2 separate regions of the Homo sapiens genome follow, and region 2 is linked to region 1. A link is a loop called in an ENCODE intact Hi-C map of the cell type or tissue named here. Cell type or tissue: CD4-positive, alpha-beta T cell. All regions are shown on one strand. Region 1 overlaps SLC38A4-AS1 (SLC38A4 antisense RNA 1). Region 2 overlaps SLC38A4-AS1 (SLC38A4 antisense RNA 1).

Region 1 (2,500 bases):
GAACATCCAGGCAGAAAATTAACAAAGACATTCAGGATGGTAACTCAGCATTGGACCAAACGGATCCAATAGACCTTTACAGAAGGTTCTACCCAAAACAACAGAATATACATTTATCTCATCACCACATGACACATACTTTAAAGTCAACCACATAATTGGACATAAAACAATCCTCAACAAATAGAACCAAAATCATACCAAACACATTCTCAGACCACAGTGCAATAAAAATACAAGTCAACACACTGAAAATTGCTCAAAATCATACAATTACATGGAAATTAAACAACGTGCTACTGAATGACTTCTGGGTAAATAATGAAGTTAAGGCAGAAATCAATAAGCTCTTTTAAAATAATGAGAACAAAGATACAACATATCAGAATCTCTGGGACACAGCTAAGGCAGGGTTAAGAGAGAAATTTATAGCACTAAATGCCCACATCAAAAAGCTAAAAAAAAAATCTCAAATTAACAACTTAACAACTGAAAGAATCAAAGAAGCGAGAACAAATTAACCCCAAAGCTAGCAGAAGATGAGAAATAACAAAAATCAGAGTTGAACTGGAGGAAATCAAGACAGAAAAATATTCAAAAGATCAACAAATCCAGGAGTTGTTTTTTTGAAAAAAAATCAATAAAATAGGCCACTACCTAGCCTACTTAAGAAGAAAAGAGAGAAGATTCAAATAAACACAATTAGAAGTAATGAAGCAAATGTTACAACTGACCCCACAGAAATGCAAACAATCATCAGAAACTACTATGAACATTTCTAAACACACAAACTAGAAAACCTAGAAGAGATGGATAAATTCCTGAACACATACACCCTCCCAAGACTGAGCCAGGAAGAAATTGATTCCCTGAACAGACCAATAATGAGCTCTGAAATTGAATCAGTAATAGCCTACCAACAAAAAAAAAAGCCCAGGACCTGATAGATTCACAGCCGATTTCTATAAGGTGTACAAGGAAGAGCTGGTACTATTCCTACAGAAACCATTCCAAAAAATTGAGGAGAAGGAACTTCTCTGCAACTATTTCTATGAGGCCAGCATCATTTGATACCAAAACCCAGCAGAACACAACAAATAAAGAAAACTTCAGGTCAGTACCCTTGATGAACATCAGTGCAAAAATTCTCAATAAAACACTTGCAAACCAAATCCAGCAGCACATCAAAAAGCTAATTCACCACAATCAAGTAGGCTTAATCCCCAGGATGGAAGGTGGGTTTGACACACAAATCAATAAATGTGATCCATCACATAAACAGAACTAAAGACAAAAACCACATGATTATCTCAATATATGCAGAAAAGGCTTTTGATAAAATCTAACATCCCTTCATGTTAAAAAAACTCTCAACAAACTAGGTATTGAAGGACCAAACCTCAAAATAATAAGAGCCATCTATGACAAACCCACAACCAACATTATACAAAATAAACATAAGGTGGAAGGGTTCACCTTGAAAACTGGCGCAAGACAAGGATGCCTTCTCTCACCACTTCTATTCAACGTAGTATTGGGAGTCCTAGTCAGAGTAATCAGGCCAGAGAAAGAAATAAAGGACATCCAAATAGGAAGAGAGAAAGTCAAACTATCTCTGTTTGCAGATGACATTATTCTATATCTAAAAAGCCCCATAGTCTCAGCCCAAAAAGCTCTTTCAACTGATAAACAACTTCAGCAAAGTTGCAGGATAAAAAAATCAATGTACAAAAATTACTATTATTCCTATACAACTACAACAACCAAACAGAACCAAATCAGAATGGCAATCCCATTCACAATTGCCATACACACACACAAAATAAAATACCTAGGAATACACCTAACCAGGAAAATGAAAGATCTCTACAATGAAACTTACAAAACACTGTTCAAATAAATCAGAGAAGACACAAGCAAATGTAAAAGCATCCCCTTCTCATGGATAGAAAGAATCAATAGTATTAAAATGTCTACAGTGCCCAAAGCAATTTACAGATTCAATGCTATTCCTATAAAAATACCAATGACATTCTTCATAGAACTAGTAAAAATATTTTAAAATTTATATGGAACCAAAAAAGAGCCTGAATAGCCAAGGCAAGCCTAAGCAGAGGAGGAATCACATTACCTGACTTCAAACTATACCACAAAGCTACAATGACCAAAACAGCACGTTACTGGTACAAAAACAGACACACAGACCAATGGAACAGAATAGAGAGCCCAGAAATAAGGCTGAACATCTACAACCATTTGATCTTTAACAAAGCTGACAAAAACAAGCAATGGAGGAAAGACCTTATTCAATAAATGGTGCTGGGATAACCAGCTAGCCATATGCAGAAGATTGAAGATGGACGCATTCCTTATGCCATATACAAAAATCATCTCAAGATGGATTAAAGACTTAAATGTGAAACCCAAAACTATAAAAACCCTGAAAGACAACCTAGGCAATGGCATACTGGACTCAGGAATAGGCAAAGATTTCACGACA
Region 2 (2,500 bases), 52 kb after region 1:
TTGGACATAGTGCTGTCCCCACAGAACTGACCACCAGAGATATGACCAGGAGATATGACCAAAGAGATATGAACAGGAACCCTGGGAATACCAAACGGGAGGGAAATCAAGGGTGCAGCAGAAACAGAGTCCAGCAGAAGAGGAATGTTCTCCCATATACAGGAATCTAAATTCTACTTGATATTCTATCTCTTATAAGCACGTGTAGTTCACACCTCTATTTGGGATCCCTATAGAACACAGAGAAAGAGGGATGCTCTACTTCCCACTCATTTGCAAGCTTGCATTTAGGGAGCACTCACCATACAGTGAGTCTGATGTATGCTGTACATAGTAACAGTATACCCTGAGCCAGATGCTGTTTTAAGCCTTTTACATATATCTGTGAATTTTTTCATTTGATTCTTACAACCTCTCTATGAGGTAGTATACAGTAGTGTCTCTATTCTACAGATGACGAAACTGAAACACAGAGAAGCTGAGTAACTTGCCTGAGTTTACACAGCTACTAACTTAGCAGCAGCATTTAAACTCAGACAGCCTAGCTCCAGCCTGAGCTCTTTGGCCCTTCCTTCCATGCCTCTCTACCCCAGCACGTAGATAAGCAAGCACACCATGCCTCTCTTTCCTGCAGGAGCTCTCACTCCACTGGCAAAAGTGGGTATAAACACCTACACAGTGTACAGGGGCTATACTGGAAATATGAATCACATGACTGCAACTCACAAAACAAACTTCAGAAGACATAGTCCACAACACTTATACAAAACAGAACCTATTCTCCATAACAGAAATGGCTACCACTTATTAAGTGCCCCCCGCAAGGTACCTGGCACTTCATTTAAATTATCTCATTGCCTTCTCATAACAACCATGCAAGGGGCATAGTATCACTTCATCTTACATAAGAGGAAACTGAGGCTAAAAGAAATTGTGTGACCTCTTTTAGCTGAAGCTGAGGTCCTTTCCCTATTTATGTAGTCTCCTTAAAACACAATGCTTTGTCCTTACTCCTAAAAAGTGACACCAATGTCAGGTAACTTCATAACTTCTCTTTGATGTAGAAAGTAAGGGGAAGTGTTTCTGTTCAGGCAGTTACCAGATTCACTTCCCAAACTCTGCAACAGGAAGCTGGTGCAAACACACCAAAACATCATGCTCACAGCAGCCTGACTGCTTAGAAACCTCCAGCTCCAGATTATACCCTCCAAGGCTGACGGAAGCACTGCTGAAGGCACTTGCAAGGTATAAGGGTGCCACAATGGAGCGCTCCATCCCAGAGGCGAGGGTGATCCCAGGGACAAAGTGTTTGAAGAGCTCAGCAAATCATAAGGGGGAGGAAGAGGAAGAAGAGGGGAGGGGAGGGACTGGGACAGGATCCTTCCATCAAAATTGTCCTTCAACAACAAAGGTTGCCTAACCCTTCCTGATCAACGCAACCTCCACTTTTGGCTAGAAAGTGTCCTGGAATGGAAAAGAGAACTTAAGACCAAGGATTTGTATCCAGGATTTTAGAAGAGGAAGAGAAGTACATTTTAGCCCTGAAGTGTGAGACGTATTGCTTCTAAGAATAGAAAAAAGATAAAAATTATAACTGTTTTTAAAACATATACTACAGTTTTATAATAACAGCTGCTTTCCTCCCTCCTCCATCCCCCTCCTGCATAGAAAACACACTAACTGTACTAGTTAAATCCACAGTAATAGGTCAACTTAATATTAGTTTTTACTTTTTTTTTTGAGACACAGTCTTGTTCTGTCACCCAAGCTGAAGTGTAGTAGAGCGATCCCAGCTCACTGTAACCTCCACTTGCCGGGTTCAAGCGATTCTCCTGCCTCAGCCTCCCAAGTAGCCGGAACCACAGGTGCACGCCACCATGCCCAGCTAATTTTTGTATTTTTAATAGAGATGGAGTTTTGCCAGGCTGGTCTCGATCTTGTTGCCTTATGTGATCTGCCCACCTCAGCCTCCCAACATGTTGAGATTACAGGCATGAGCCATTGCCCTCTCTGTAGGGGACAGAAAAGGAGCAAGTCGTTAGACTTTCCAAAGAGTAGAAAAAAGAAAAGAACATGGCAAAACAGCATTTGGTTATCAGCAGGAGCAATGACTCAAATACAAGCATAACAAAGGAAGGGATGTGTGGTTGAGTCAAGAAAGTAGTGACTTGTGTGAAAACCAAAGAGGAGTGAATATTGTTCCTTCTGACCAATGAATGTAGACAGTCAGCGTGCTCGGAGCCTCATGGCATCCTGCTTTCCCCTGGGGCTGCTAGGGGGATTAGGTAAATATAAACGTCTTCAAATAACACAAGATGTGAAAAATAGAAAGCACAGCAAACTGGAATAGTCATCAGATGATATATCTAGGAGAGCTTATTCTGCAAACTAGAATTACAGAATAGAGAGATGTGGTCAATTAAGAGTATTTAAAGATGAGTTTCTATGATGAGGGTAGGTGACAAGAGGGAGTTGTAATCCAGGACAAAGAATCAGAAGA

The links. Peaks named below come from ENCODE experiments on the same cell type or tissue, not always from the same donor. Only the 100,000 strongest peaks of a DNase experiment are listed, where the experiment ranks them.
Region 2: a loop joins it to region 1, with 2.6 times the contacts of the local background. A loop is called at or near these places in 4 of 110 quality-filtered maps.

Annotation. Positions count from the first base shown.
Region 1 is chr12:46,511,159-46,513,658 of GRCh38, reverse strand. The region is part of intron 3 of SLC38A4-AS1 (SLC38A4 antisense RNA 1); the gene reads right to left. Among named protein-coding and RNA genes, the nearest start is that of SLC38A4-AS1, 130 kb to the right of the region's middle. In CD4-positive, alpha-beta T cell, no CTCF peak of the experiment used is centred here; no DNase peak of the experiment used is centred here.
Region 2 is chr12:46,458,996-46,461,495 of GRCh38, reverse strand. The region is part of intron 2 of SLC38A4-AS1 (SLC38A4 antisense RNA 1); the gene reads right to left. All of the region lies in intron 1 of LOC124902923 (a long non-coding RNA gene), which reads left to right. Among named protein-coding and RNA genes, the nearest start is that of SLC38A4-AS1, 77 kb to the right of the region's middle. In CD4-positive, alpha-beta T cell, no CTCF peak of the experiment used is centred here; a DNase peak (open chromatin) is centred at 1,155; H3K4me3 peaks cover 866 bases; H3K27ac peaks cover 1,962 bases.